Regions from separate parts of the Homo sapiens genome. Here region 1 is linked to region 2. A link is a loop called in an ENCODE intact Hi-C map of the cell type or tissue named here. Cell type or tissue: GM12878. All regions are shown on one strand.

Region 1 (8,000 bases), 810 kb before region 2:
GCCATGAGGATATCTGGGAGAAGATCATTCCAGGCAGAGCTAACAGAAAGTACAAAGACCCTGAGGCAGGACAATATTTGGTATGTTCAATGAATAGGGCTTCATATTTCACAAACCACAGTCACATAATTCCACTTGATCTTTCAAATGACCATATGGCACAAGCAAAGTAGAACAGTTATTATTGTACATTTTTGTAATTGAGATTCTAATAGGTTAATGACTTGCCAAAGATCATATAGCAAGTTATTATAAATTTTTCTATCTTCTAATAGCTGCAAATTGGTGTCCTTTTCTTACAACTACCTTGTGAAGTTCTTTAGTAACTTGATGTTCTAAGGATTATCCTAGACAATGAATCACCTCCTTGGGCATGCCAGGCTCTGTAAAAAGAAGTATGTTGGGGGGGCATATCAACAATAACTTTCTGCCTCATAGGAATCATGAACTCATTTATGTGAGGTGGGGAAATATAAAGGCCAACTTGCAGAAAAGTGGTATTCCATTGCCCAAGCTTCCTTAGATAATGTACATGTTGTACTATTAGGAAAGGGCAATATTGGACACAGATAGTCTACAAATCCTCATAATTCAATGGATTCTACTTAACTAACCATTCTAGTTGTGTTGTGTTTCAAGCATTTGGTTCTGACTTTTGACTCTATTAGCTCAAACCATGATCTCTACCTGTGCAATCTCACTCAGGAAGCTACAGGAGTGTGTTTTTCCCTACCCTCCTTTGATTTACTTTCTGACCCAGGCTCCTTAAAAGTTGATGTTTCATTCTTAGGTCATCAGGAAATGGAATGAGATGAATACTTTGCAACAGTTACCATTAAACAAGTATTTTCTTGAGTCCTATGTGCTGAAAGCTATCTTATGTGAAGTGATGATGTATTAATTAGCTTGATTATATACAATATAAAAGATAAGTTTATGGACAGGTAACTAGAAACCAGGAAATCCATGCCACATCTCCCATCATTGACGCAGGAAACCAGGAGTTAATGGGTAGAAAAAGGGGACATCTAGCTTCCTACTACTGATTGGTCTGGCATTCATTCACAGTCTTCCTGAGAGTAGTAGAAACAAGTAATCAGTCACCTGCCAGGTAAAGCATCTGCACCAGATTTAAAAGCTACCAGGAATCAATAAAAGTGGTTATGCAATTTTCCTACAGGAGGTTAATGGAGAGTCAATACTAGGATAGCAACTTACATACTTTCTCTAAATTTAAGCCAAAAGCTGAGAATTATTTCCTAAGATGGCAGAATGTCCACAGTTTAGGTGGGTGTCACCTTTAGGACAGGAAAGTAATGAAGGTGATGGAAAAGTAGCAACCAGAATAAGGAGTTTGGGAAAACACAATATAAGGAGTTTGGGAAAACACAATGTTACTAAAAACAAAGGAAGGAGATCTGGGGACTGTTTTGGTTTAAATTTGAAAGTTTTGGGCCAGACAAGACTATAGGTGAGGGAGAATAAAACCAGACACTGTGAAAAATAAAAGTCATTGGTCTTGGTACTAAGCATGCTATTGAAGAGGAGCAGGTTGAAGTCAGAGACATCTGGAGATAAAGAATGGTAGGAAGAGATGAATACAGACTGTTAAGGAAGAGATAGGAACATGAAGGCACAAAGTACAGACTTCACATTTATGTTTTTATACATACTCTCCCACACACTCCAGATTTCTACAGTCAGAGGTGTGGGATTCAAAATAATCATATGCTTGATGAATTTGGATTTATCTGGTACAGCAGCCCAGATTAAAGGAATATGGGGCTTAGGAGCAGCACAGAAAAAATGACTTATGATTTCAGGTGATAGTCATTTTAATTGGAGTCAGCTATGGCTGGTGCTGCCAACAAAGCAAATGGAAAAAAACTGCATTCATGGAATATTGGGTCCCAGAACAAATGTAGTGATGGCCCCACTTTACCCCAAGCAGCTCAGGCTTTACCCAGAGCACTTTTGTCAGCCCTAGCCCCATGCTTAGATGAGGACCTGCAAAAAGCTGATCTTATCTATAAGAGAACAATTAGGATGGATCCAAGATTTTGCCAGGACCAGTAAAAGGAGTTGGGGATATTTAGCCTGTGAAAAAGATGGAGGAGGGTAGAGATTGGATGTGGTCTCTGTATTCAGACCTCCAAAGGGTCATCATGGGAAAGAAATAATATACAGGACCTGTGTGGCTGTAGGGGAAGAATTAAATAGCTAAAGTTATTCAAAGATAAAATGAGTTGCCTTAGAAAATAGTGAGCTCTACCTCACTGGGTATTTCCAAGTTCAAAATCCATAATTAGTTGTTGGAGATACAAGAGTCAGTGGTGAAAGGGTGAGTTTTTGAATGCTCTGAGGATGGAAAACAGTTGTATGAATGCATGACTGATTATCCTGAAGAAGATGACTCAGGGGTCACAGTCTCAGCCCTCAGACCTCTCAAAGGCTGTCACAGGGGAGAAAACAATCGGTGTGGGCCCAGGAGGCAGAGCTGGGACTCATGAGTAGAAATTACAGTTGAGACAAATTTTGACTCAAGTGGAAGATAAATTTTAGAAGAGGCAATGCTGTCCACAGTTGGAATAGGCTGCTTTGGAAAGCTTGTCTCAGAAGATGAGCAATGAGGAGCTATCAACTTACCTTTTACTCAATCCTGGCTGCTCATTTTAATTATCTAGGAGCCAGTGTTTAGCTGCCATCCCCAGAGATTCTGATTAATTAGCTTTGAGTGTAGCATGTGCATAGAGATTCTTTTAAGTTCCCTAGGTAATTCTAATGTGCAACCAAAGCTGAGAACCACTACAGAGAAATGCCTACAATGGTAGTGTATAGTAGGCGGAGAGCTTATGAAATGAGAAATGAAGTTAGGACCTGATGGGATTGAATAAAGTAATTTCTAAGATCACATCCAGCCTGATACTGTAACATTGAATGAGCCAAAATATGTTACCCTTTTTCAAGGAAATTTGCATTTAAAGAGGTCCATAGTACTCCAACAGTGCTAACCCTAAACAAATGAGTTCTGATTAGTATAATTTCATATCCCACAGTGCCTAGTGAGTGACATAGTTTGGAGCAGTTTTTAAATCATAGCGTGTAGCTAGCAGTCTATATTGTTCTTCCTCAACATAGGCCCAGGGGATGAGAGTTCCTTGAATTACACCTGAAACTCATATGGAGGCCTCTGACTCCCAACTTATTGGCAATGAGCTGTATTTGGGTTTGATTCAAAGTCCCAGGAGCTTTCTCAAGAATTATAGAGATGACTGTCCAGTGGATGTGGATAGCAATATGTAGTATGTATTTAGAGAGGAGGTGGGTAGGCGAACAAAAGTCAGAGCTAAATGTGGCTAAAGTAAAAGACAAAAGAGACAGAAATGGAGAGACAGAGAAACAGATGGAGAAAACAAAAAGAGATGGACAGAGATAGAGAAGCAGCAATAGAACACACACACAAGGGAGAAATAAGCAAGAACATGTGATCAGTAGTCCCCATTCCATTTGGCATCTAGATTTTTCTACAGAAATTCTCTTTTCTTCTTCAGAGCCTAACGAATGTCAGACAACATTCTAGGAAATATAACATTCATCATATATTTCCAGCCAGAAAATCCATCATGCTCCTAAAGATCCAGTGCTTCCAGCACTTCCAGTGTATCCATTTGAATCAGTGCTTTAGAGGGCAGATCTGTTGAAAATACAAACTATTTTGTGACCAGCCTGGCCAATATGGTGAAACCCTGTCTCTACTAAAAATACAAAATTAGCCAGGCGTCGTGGTCATCGCCTGTAATCACAGCTACTCAGGAGGCTGAGGCAGGAGAATCACTTGAACCTGGGAGGCGGAGGTTTCAGTGAGCCGAGATCGCGTCATTGCACTCCAGCCCGGGCAAAAAGAGACAAACTTCGTCTCAAAAAAAAGAAAAAAGAAAAAAGAAAAGAAAGAAACTACAAACTATATGTGGCTTTGGTTAAATCCAAACTCCACATGGGAATCCCCAAGCAACACATGTGGGATCTCAGAAGGCTGAAAAAATTTCTTCAGAATTCTGGAAAACAAAACCGCCTGGGAAAGGGTTCACTGTCATCCAGGACTCCAAATTTTTCATCCGTATATTCTAATCTTCTTCCCATGAAGTTGTATCTACATTTGGGGGCAGGCACGTGTCAAATAGACTGTCTAAAACACCAACCTCAGCCTAGAATTGGACTTTGGTCAATTTAAGAAGCAGAAAGGCTAGGTCTAAAGAAGTCTGACCTACCCAGAACTTCAAAGGTCTCTCATTGTTTTTTGACCATTTCCCATTGGATGCTTACTTATCACAATGTTTAGCTGGCAGAAACTCTGGCTTCAAGCCTTCTGTTTCACTGCACTTATGTCTCCCAGACATTTCTCATGTTTTTAAGTTTTCCCAGTGTGACCCGGAACTGGCTCCGTTTGTCTGCTCTTTCTTGTAGTCTTGACTTGACTTCAAATTTCTGAAGGCCCATGGATCACAGTTGCACTCTATCAAGTTCCCTAGCAGGGCAAAAATGTGAAGTCCTGAAATGTAACCCTAGAACAGCCCATACAAGAAACTCTTTGGGGTAACATTTCCTCTTCCACTTTGAGTAATTCTTTCTGACCCTGATACTACCCTGGGTCCTTAGAGATTCTTCTGAACTATGCCTTTAAAGATGTTCCCTTACTCTGCCTACTGGAGCTCAGTGTATACACAGTCCATTCAATTGGAGACTTCCTACCCGTAGCACAAACACATCAGAAGTTCAGCCAGTACATGCCAGTACAAGCTTACCTGTTATCTAGGGTTTGTGACAATTCTGAACGATCATATTTCCTGTCACTAGTTGGTGCTATTGTCATACCAAATAATTAATATTTTAAACTCTTACTAGTAACAAACGTTATGCCTCCTACTGAATAACTTAGCACACATTAAAACATTGGTGAAAATCTTTAGTCTTCAAAATTTTGCCTCCTAATATATGGATGCTCCACCTCAATCTCACACTCTTGGGAACAATAATCTCCTCTACTTCTACTCATCTTGATATGTGGCTCTCATATACCAAATTTCTTCAAGCCGTCCTGCTTTAATTTTCTTCCTTTTTTATTTTTATTTTTTCTGTTTTACAGTAGTACCTATTCACCATTTACATCAGTCTACCTGGTTTTCTGAAAACAATGTTTTTGGATTCCCCTCCGCCATACTCCAAAACTATGAATCTCCACAAAGGGTGGCCTTTCATCCGGGACTCTCAATATTTGATCCACATATCCTAACCCCCTCCCTCATGAAACCAAACAAGATTCTCTCTTAAGCATTATCACCTTTGAGTTACGAAATCCTAGAATGTCAGAGCTTCAGGGGGATCTTTAAGATAATCTACTCTAACCTTTCCATTTTCAAGAAGTGGAGAAACTGAGGCCTGGAAAGAGGGATGATGTTCTGTAAGAACCCATATAAATTATGTGAAATTTTTCTACCTGGCAGAGAACACTTACACTCATTGGGGTCTATTTGTCTACACTGACACAGGCTCATATCTTTCTTGTTTTTGCTTGTTTGTTTTAACGGCTTTATTTTGAGGTGCAATTCACCAATCTAAAGTGTACAAACTAAATGATTTTGGTATATCACTGATATAGTTTAGATGTTATTCCCTCAAAATCTCATGTTGAATTGTAATCCTCAGTGTTGGAGTTAGAGCCTGGTGGGAGGTGTTTGGGTCATGGAGATTGATTCCTCATGGTTTGGTGCTGTCCTTATGATAGTGAGTAAGATCTCACGAGCTCTGGTTGTTTAAAAGTGTGTGGAACCTCACTCCCCAACTCTCTCCCTTGCTTCTGCTCTCATCATGATACATGCCTGCTCTTCCTTCACCTTCTGCTATGAGTAAAAGCCCTCTGAGGTGTCCCTGGTAGCCAAGCAGTTGCCGGTGTCATGCTTGTGCAGTCTTCTGAACTGTGAGCCAATTAAGCTTGTTTTCTTTATGAATTACCCAGCCTCAGGTATTTCTTTACAGCAATACAAGAATGGCCTAACATAAAAAGTTGGTACCAAGAGTGGGGTATTGCTGAAAAGATACCTGAAAATGTGGAAGCAACTTTGAAACTGGGTAACAGGTAGAGGTTGGAAAGTTTGGAGAGCTCAGAAGAAGATAGGAAAATAAGGGAAAATCTTGAGCGCCTTAAAAACTAATTAAATCATGGAGACAAAAATGCTTATGTGATGTGAATGGTAAAGTCCAGGCTTATGAGATATCAGTCAGAAAGAAATGAAGAACATTTGGTGAACTAGATCAAACGTCACTCTTTTATGCCTTAGCAAAGAACTTGGCTGTATTGTGTTCATGTCCTAAGTATCTGTGAAACTTTGAACTTAAGAGTGATGACTTCAAGCATCTGTTGAATAAAAGTTTTTAACCAGCAAAGTGTTCAAGATGTGGCCTGTCTGCTTCTAACAAACTATGCTCAGATGTGAGGGCCAATCAGTGACTTAAAGTTGAAATTTATATTTAAAAGGTGAGCAGGCACATCACATGAGAAAAGCAAGAGCAAAAAGAGAGAGAATAGGGGGAGGTGTCACACTCTTTTACACAACCACATCTCATGGAAACTCATTCACTATAATAAGGATAGCACCATGCCAGGAGAAATCTACTACCATGATCCAAACATCTCCCAACCAGCCCCATCTCCAACGTTGGGGGTTACAATTCAACATGAGATTTAGAAGGGACAACACCTACATTGGGTATCACCTACATTGTTAATTTTTAAAAATTGTAGTAAATGTGCTTATACATTGGATACAAAATTAGACATTTTAACCAATTATAAGTGTACAATTCAGTGGCATTAATTACATTTATAAGATTTTGCCACTGTCACCACTATCAATTTCCAAGACTCTTTTACTACAAACAGGACTTCTGTACTAATTAAGCACTAAGTCCCCATTCCCCATTCTCTATAATTTTGCTAACCTCTAATCTACTTTCTGCCTCTATACATTTGCTTATTTTATGTGGTTCATACAAGTGGAATTATATAATATTTGTCCTTTTTTGTCTAGCTTATTTCACTTAGAACAGTGTCTTCAAGTTTTAGTCATGCTTTAGAAAATATCAGAACATTACTCATTTAATGGTTGAATAATATTCCATTGTATGTATATATCACATTTTGTTTATTCATTCATTTGTTGACAGACATTTGTGTTGTTTTAACCTTTTAAATAATACAAATAATAGTTCAATAAACATTGACATATAAGTATCTGTTCACATCTCTGCTTTCAATTTCTTTGGGTATACACCTAGGAGTAGATTGCTTTAATTTATAAATGGTAGTGATTTCCCCTAATTCATTTCTTACTTTGCTTATTGAGTCTTCTCTTTTTTTCATAGTCAATCTAGATAAAATTTGATCAATGTTGTTGATAGTTGCAAGGAACCAACACTTCATTTTTCCTATTTTCCTATTTTCTATTTTACTTATCTCTGCTCCACTCTTTATTATTTTATTCCTTCTACCAGTTTTGAATTGTTTGTTCTTTTTTATTTTATCAAAGTGTAATGTTAAGTTGTTGATTTGAGGTCTTTATTCTTTTAAATGTAAGCATTTATAGCTATACATTTCTAACCTAGGACTGTCTTCACATTATACCTAAGTTTTGGTATGTTGTGTTTTCATTTTCATGTGTTTCAAGATATGTCCTAATTTCTTTTGTGATTTCTTCCTTGACTGAATGGTTGTTTAGAAGTATGTTGCAGAAACCACGGAAAGGGCAAGATGGCCTACTAGACACAGCCAGGTGTAACAGCTCCTACCAAGGAACTGAGATGACTGGAGGTGCTCCTAATAGATCTCCAGAGAGAAGGCAACAGGAGTCGATGTAAGGAAGACACAGAAGCTCGGCTGAATTGGAAGAAAGCTGGAAACACTAGGCAGGGCTGCAGTACACCCAGACTTATTCCTGGTCAACAAT
Region 2 (8,000 bases):
ACCACACCACATCAGATTCTTATTACCTATCTGTCACCTGGACAACAGCAAAGATCTGTCACGGCTCCCTGATGTCAGTATCTTTTCTCCAATCCATCCTCCATAGGGCTGCCTGCCAGAGGGAATCTTCATAGAACTCAACCCTGTTCTTACTGCATCCCTTCTCAAAAGCCTCCCTTTCCTCCTCACTGTCATCACAAGCCAACCCAGACACCTGTCATTCATGGGGTGACCAAAATCTGGGACCCCTTTTTCATGCCCTCTGCCCTCCAGAAGGCAGATGACACCTTGCTTAGCTGCCTATTCATGTCCTCTTCAAGCACTCCTACCCCTTGTGCTATTCCCTTGAACTAGAACCACCCAGTTCTGCACCTATCAAAATCCTACCTACTTTGAATATTATTTTTTAAGATGGAGTCTCGCTCTGTCACCCACAATGGAGTGTCATGGCGCTATCTCGGCTCACTGCAACCTCCGCCTTACGGGTTCAAGTGATTCTCCTGCCTCAGCCTACCGAGTAGTTGGGACTACAGGCACATGCCACTACGCCCAGCTAATTTTTGTATTTTTAGTAGAGATGAGGTTTCACCATGTTGGCCAGGATGGTCTCGATCTCTTGACCTCATGATCTGCCCGCCTCAGCCTCCCAAAGTGCTGGGATTATGGGCGTGAGCCACTGCACCCAGCCTTACTTTGAATTTTTTTAAAGAATAAGTGCATCTTTGAAATTATTATTTTTTTTTTTGAGACGGAGTTTTGCTCTTGTTTCCTAGGCTGTAATGCAATGGTGCAATCCCGGCTCACTGCAACCTCTGCCTCCCAGGTTCAAGTGATTCTTCTGCCTCAGCCTTCCCAGTAGCTGGGACTACAGGCTCGTGTTACCATCCCCAGTTAATTTTTTTTTTTTTTTAATTTTTAGTAGACACAGTTTTCACCATGTTGGCTAGGCTGGTCTCGAATTCCTGACCTCAGGTAATCCACCCTCCTCAGCCTCCCAAAGTGCCGGGATTACCGGCGTGAGCCAGCATGCCCAGCCGCAACTAAAATTTTGGTTGTTGTTTTCATCCTTCAAGCCCTGACCCACAAGTCACCTCCTCCATGAAGTCTGCCTCTAATCTCCCAAAAGTGCTGTGTAATAGAACCAAACTTACCCTAGTCAGCCTTAATAGGCATGCATGTATGTTGTATGTCTTCGTCCTCAGAGGAAAGCTGATGGGGGAAGAGGGCAAAACTCCCTGATGCCAGTGCCTCTTCTGCAGCAGACAATGTGCTGGCACTCTTCCTGTGTTATTACATTGCCCGCAGTCCCTCAAAGACAGACTGACAAACCTCAAGACCTCTAGACTCTCAGGCCAGTCTGTTTTGAACTACTCTATCCTAGTCTTGGGTTTGAGTCCTGGCACTTCCACCAGCTTGCTGTGTGACTATGAACAAAGCTCAATTGCTCTCTGGCCTCGATTTTTTCAAGGGTTCTTTCACTTCTAGATCCTATTCAAGACGTAGGATTTTATGCAACTTCTCTCATGCGGCTGCCTGGGACTAGGTATGTCCACTATCATATTATCATATTCATTCATATTTTTTCTCTCTCTCTGTCTTTCCTTGTTTCTGTCTCTTTTCCCCTGTTTTTCTCTCCTCTCTCCTCTTCCCTTCTCTGTTTCTTTCTCTCTTCTGTTTCTCTCTCTGTGTTTCTTTCTTTTTCTTCCTGTCTCTGTCTGTTTCTGTCTGTCTCTAATTCCTGCTCTCTATTTTTATCTCTCCTCCATTTTTTCCTCTTTAGTCTTTCCCTCTTCCCCCCGACCCCACCTCTTTCTTTCTTTTCTCTGTCTCTTTGCCTCTTCCTTTATGCCTCTCTCTTCTCCTTCTCTGATTCTGTCTCTGTTTCATGAACTTCAACCTCAGAATCTGGCTAAATAACTTCCAATCCAAAATAGTTCTGGTGCTTCCTGAGTGTTGCTGGTAAGGAGAGGTAGAAATGGGGTCCCTCTGAGGTTTTCAGAAAGCCCAAGTTCCCTGCTCCTTGGGAAGGGTACCTCACAAAGTTAAGGAGGAAGACAGCAGGATGAAAGGTCTCATAACAGGCCCAGCGGGCTCCTACCCTCCAGCCTTTTACCCAAAGAAACAACACTGCCCACAGATTACAAAGTGTCTTCATCTCCTAAATGATCTGAGCCAGAAGTTCTTAGAAACTATATTCCTACTGTCTTCTGACCCCATCCCACAAAATCATTTTGCAGATGTGAAAACTGAAGCCCATGCATAGGAAAGGACTAGCTCACTATTACACAGTGAAGTAACAGAACTGGAACTAGAATGTTAGTGTTCTGACTCCTAATCAATCTCTGAAAAGGTTATAAAATTGATTCAATGTCTCCAGCCAAAAAGCACTATTGGACTGGGCATGGTGGCTCACACCTGTAATCCCAACACTTTGGGAGGCCGAGGTAGGAAGATCGCTTGAGCCTAGGAGTTTAAGACCAGTCTAGGCCACATAGCAAAACCCCATCTCTACAAAAAAAATTAAAAATTAGCTGGGCATGGTGTTGCATGCCTGTGGTCCCAGCTACTAGGGAGGGCGAGGTGGGAGAATCACCAGAGCTCAGGAGGTTGAGGCTGCAGTGAACTGTGATCACACCACTGGACTCCAGCTTGGACTATAGGGCCAGACCCTGTCTCAAAAATAATAAAACAAGGCTGGGCCAGGTGGCTCACATCTGTAATCCCAGTGCTTTGGGAGGCCGAGGTGGGAGGATCACTGGAGTCCTGGAGTTTGAGACCAGGCTGGGCAACATAGTGGGATGCTGTCTCAAAAAAAAAAAAAGAAAGAAAGAAAAGAAAAGCCAAGCATGGTGGTCCTAGCTACTCAGAAGAGGCTAAAGTGAGAGGATCACTTGAGCCCAGGAGGTTGAGGCTTCAGTGAGCTGTGACCAAGTTCTGCACTGTAGCCTGGGGAACAGAATGAGACTCTGTCTCAAATAAATGTATAAGAAATAAATAAAATAAAATAAAGCACTGTTGGAGTTATTTTTCTAGTAGAAGAAGAGAAAGCTGAGGATTGAAATGGGCAGAGTGGTGACTTAATCAATATCCAGATTGTGAACACTTAAAGGCAGGGTTTCTGTCACCTTTGTCTCCAATGAAAGCCCAGTACAGTATCTGGCCCCAGCTCAGTGATTAATAAATGAGGGAGGAGCTGTCATCAGGCATTTGAGGGACACTGCTGTCTCCTCTGGGACTCTGGGTATTTATGCAGACACTCCAGAAAGCTGGAAATCAGAGGACTGGGGATTTAGTCTCAGTCAGTCCAACACCAGTTCAGGTCCCCCCTCATTCCCCCCACCCCTCCATAAATGAGTTTCTTCTTTATAAAAGAAGAGGTAATGGTATCTGCCTCATCTGGCTCCCTGGAGCTTGAGGAAGCTGAAATAAAAAAAAAAAAAGAAAAAGAAAAATAGGAAAGAGCTTTGACAAAACAAGACACTACTCTGCAAATGTGATGGCTGGATGCTGTGGTGATGTCCCAGCTAGCAATTATGTTCTCAGCGGCAACTGTGGGCAATGAGTGAGTCATCTTCTCACTCTCAAAGCCAGAGGCCTTGAAAGGGGAGAAATGAGGTGAGTCTTTTCTTAAGAGTTTTTTGGAGGGGACCAGAGCAGACTCCCTCCCTCCCAAACACACACACGTACACACTATGCCCCAGATTCCAGCCTCCTGGGGATTCATTCATAGTCAGCTTAAGCAAGGACTGCATCCCTACCTCTGTTATTTAATTCCAAGACACTGGGGTCCCTAAGTTATTGAGGTTTCTTGGAGACTAGAAGTCAGAGTCCCCAGTTTCCATTCAGTCCCAGTTCTACAGCCAGCCTTGGGCTCCGGTTCTGATTTTCACTAATTTACTCTGTGGCTTCAGGTAAATTAGATTCCCTCTCTGAACTCTTTTCATCTATAAAGAAAAAAAAAAACCAACAGGATGAACTAGATGCCTAACATTATGTTTCTGAATCTGGACTGGGATTCAGAAGACCTGGGTTTGAGTCCTAGCTCTATCACAACGACTGTACAACCTTAGTCAACTTCTTTCCGGGGCCTCAGTTTTCACAACTATAAAATGAGGCATTTGGGTTAGATGCTTGGCCGTGTGTTTCAAAAGTTCTGAACTGGCATTCAGGAAACGTGGATTCTAGCCCTAACTGCCACAGAGTGAATCACTGTCTGAGTTTAGACTGGTCTCATCTCTTCTCTGGGCCTGTTTCTCTATCTTTATCATGAGGATATTCAAATATAAGTTATCTAAACACACCCTCTGATTCTGACAGCCTGTGGTTCTAGAATTTTACAAGCACTGAAAAGGAAGTGAACAAAGGGAGAGGCCACACCCAGAGTGATTTCTCATAAACTGGCAAGTGGTTGCCCTCTATGGGTCTGACTTGGAAGTGCAGGCCCAACTAGACCACTTGCTGTAGCAACCGCTAAAGAACTGAGGCCAGAGGGGGGCGCAAGAGATCACTGAGTGCTTCACTAGATAGGGCCAGAATCAGGCTGAGGTAGGCCTACAGACCTCCCAGTCCCTCACAATGAGAGACATCCAGATAAGAAGTGTGTGCTGGGAGACTGGACCTTCTCTCCTAGTGACTAGAAACAAGAGGCTTTCCAGGGCTGTGCAGAGAGCATGGCCAGTACGGTCTCTGCCATGGGCGAAGTGAGTAAATGTCAGGGGTGTGGATGAATGGGGGTGGAGGGTGACTGTGCTATGAGAGTGGGTATGGGAACAAGTTAGTTCCATGGCTGAGAAGTTTTCACATGAGGGGCAAAGATATGGCAAGAACTGCTCAAATTAAAGTGCTTTTCAGCATCCCCATCTACTCCCTTCCCTCCTCAGAGAAGATAAAATGTATGCCTGGGCAGAAAAAAGGAGTGACCTTAGTGTGAGAGTGAGAACCTAATCATGAGAAAGACTAGGGAGTGCTTGGTATTCAGGGAAGGCCCTACTGTCTACAGGATTTGTGGTCTCAGTCTTGAGGTATCACTAAATTTGAGGGGCTTCTTGGACTCAGTATTGCAGGGCATTACATGCTGGAGGTGTAGGGTGGGTTCAGATATAGGGTTATGTTACAGAAACAGGTGCATACTAAGGCTTTCATGCTGTCATTCTATAATGTTTAATTATATAAGTAGCTCTAGGCAGGCCATGAAACACTGGGCTCCCCTCCCTCATCTCTCTTTCTTGGTTAAAAAGTCTGATCATCCAACTCAGATGCAAGGGAAACAACAAAGGCAGCCAGTGTTTCTTGTTGTGTGACAGGGATGGTTGCAGCCCTACTTCTCTCCTGATTCACTGTAGAAACCAGGTCAAGTTTTCAGCCTCTCTCTGGATCTCAGTTTCCCCACCTGAAACAGGAGTGAGCTGGACTTGATGAGGTTCCAGGTTTCTCCCAGCCCTGACATTCTATCTGGTTATTTTTATAATGTTCTGTGGTATTCTATGCTTCTCTGCCCCTACCCAAGTAGGGGCCACCAATTCCCAAAGGTCCTTTCAACCCTAATATCCAAGCCTACTCATTCAAGCTTCCAAGGCTTTCCATTACATCCTAGTCCCACCCCCACCACTTCATCCCACCACCATCCCCTCATGCCACTACCACCATTGCTGCTGCCTAGAACAGGGTACAGTCTTCTCTACTTTTATTTGGAAATTCTAACAACCCACCTCTGATGCTAATGAGTTGACAAAGATTGATACAGTATTGCTCTGAGGTGACAGAACTCCCAGTTCTGCCACTACTTGCCTTTGTGCCCTTAGGGAAATTCCCCCGCTTCTCTAAACTTCATTTTTTCCCAACTCTAAATTAAGGGCGGTGGACTAGAATGGTCTCTGAAAGCTGCAAATTGCTCCAACACCTTTCACTTCTAGGCAATGAGAAGGTCGAGATTGTCTTTGATGTTTTGCCATAATTCTGATCCTCTCTCAGTGTTCCTTAAACGGAAACCTCTCTGCCTACAACCTCCCACCTGATAAGTACCCACAGTTTCCACCAGCAACTCCTAGACCTGTCTCCTTCCCTTCCTCAACCTGGTCCCAACACAAACAAAAAGTTTTTCTCTCCCAATCAAGGTGTCTGTGAGTGATAATAGTTTATTGTGAGGAACAGACTCAATGAAGATAACAAACTGCTTTTTACCCTACCAAATAATTTGCCTGCCGGGTGCAGTGGCTCATGCCTGTAATCCCAGCACTTTGGGAGGCTGAGGCAGGTGGATCACCTGAGGTCAGGAGTCCAAGACCAGCCTGCGCAACATGGTGAAACCCTGTCTCTACTAAAAATACAAAAATTAGCCGGGAGTGGTGGCATGCGCCTGTAATCCGAGCTACTCAGAAGGCTGAGGCAGGAGAGTCGCTTGAACCTGGGAGGCAGAGGTTGCAGTGAGCTGAGATCATGCCATTGCACTCCAGCCTGGGTGACAGAGCAAGACTCCCTCTCAAAAAAATAATAAAATAAAATAATTTGTCTATAAGGTCTTGTCATTAGTTTATTGCACCACCCCACAACTGCTGATTCCCACAAGCCTCTCCCAGAAAAACCACAAACAGACCCTGGGACGGAGACTTTGAAGGATATTTTGAAGGATATTTTATTTAAAAGTTTTTTAAACAGAATTATTCTCACAGCTTCAGCAACAGCAAGGACTCAATTCAACCTCCCAGTCCAGACTAGTTGCTTGGGGTACTTCTCAGACAACCCAGTGGCTTGATTTGAAGTCATACCTGAGATGGTCCCTTCTCTTCCTCCTGGAAGCCATTTCCAAAAGATGTGTATGGTGGGAAGCACCACAGGAAAAGGAGGGAGGAAAAAACATGCAGGTAGTTAAAAAAAAAAAAAAGTAGAAGAGGTGGGAAGGTAGCAGCGGGGATTGGGGTAGCCCCATTGTAGGTACTAAAAAGTGTTTGGAAAAAATAATAAAGAATTAATAAATAAGCAAAATCAAAATTGGTCTTGGTTTGAGATGGAGTCCCTCTCTGTCTCCCAGGCTAGAGTGCAGTGACGTGATCTAGGCTCATTGCAACCTCCTTCTCCTGGGTTCAAGCGATTCTCCTGCCTCTGCCTCCTGAGTAGCTGGGATTACAGGCGTGCACCATCATACCTGGCTAATTTTTGTATTTTCAGTAGAGACGAGGTTTCACCATATTGGACAGGCTGGTCTCGAACTCCTGAGCTCAAGTGATCCGCCCACCTTGGCCTCCCAAAGTGCTGGGATTACAGGTGTGAGCCACCGCACCCAGCCTCAAAATTGTGTTTTTAATCTGGAAGAGGAAATTGCTTGCCGATTGTTGCCAAAAATCCCAGTTTCTTCATTCCTGTCCATGTGATGTGCAATGATAACATTTCATATCTATAGGTGATTACATACTGTTATCATGGCTGAGGTATTGTGACTAATATTGACTAATACATTGTGATTAATGATGGCTAATACTATATCTAAAATATTATGAAAAAGTCACAGAGATGAGGACGAGTGGGCAAGGATAAAATGGGATGAAGAGAGAGACCAGGCACAGTGGCTCACACCTGTAATCCCAGCACTTTGGAAGGCCGAGGTGGGCAGATCACGAGGTCAGGAGTTCGAGACCAGCCTGGCCAACATGGTGAAATCACATCTCTACTAAAAACACAAAAATTAGCTGGGTGTGGTGGCACGTGCCTGTAGTCCCAGCTACTCGAGAGGCTGAGGCAAGAGAATTGCTTGAACATAGGAGGCAGAGGTTGCAGTGAGCCAAGATGGCGCCACTGAACTCCAGCCTGGAAACAGAGCGAGACTCCATCAAAAAAAAAAAAAAAAAAAAAAAAGGGATGAAGAGGATATCATGCAGTTAGAGTACTTTGGTTCAGACCTGACTGACCCGCATCTGCTTGGAGTCTCTGAGGACCTTCAAAGGCCTTCTTACAGCTCTAAGGAGCATTTGTCCCAGGAGCAGTACGGGGAGCAATGCTACAATCTG

The links. Peaks named below come from ENCODE experiments on the same cell type or tissue, not always from the same donor. Only the 100,000 strongest peaks of a DNase experiment are listed, where the experiment ranks them.
Region 1: it touches region 2 in a loop (6-fold over the local background); 9 of 110 quality-filtered maps call a loop at or near these places.

What each region holds. Positions count from the first base shown.
Region 1 is chrX:66,405,438-66,413,437 of GRCh38, reverse strand. No RefSeq gene overlaps it. Among named protein-coding and RNA genes, the nearest start is that of EDA2R, 230 kb to the left of the region's middle. In GM12878, a CTCF peak has its summit at 4,845; a DNase peak (open chromatin) is centred at 4,807.
Region 2 is chrX:65,592,041-65,600,040 of GRCh38, reverse strand. It overlaps a transcript of MSN not described here. Among named protein-coding and RNA genes, the nearest start is that of LAS1L, 61 kb to the right of the region's middle. In GM12878, a CTCF peak has its summit at 4,449 (motif pointing right); DNase peaks (open chromatin) are centred at 3,570 and 4,400; H3K4me3 peaks cover 493 bases; H3K27ac peaks cover 1,186 bases.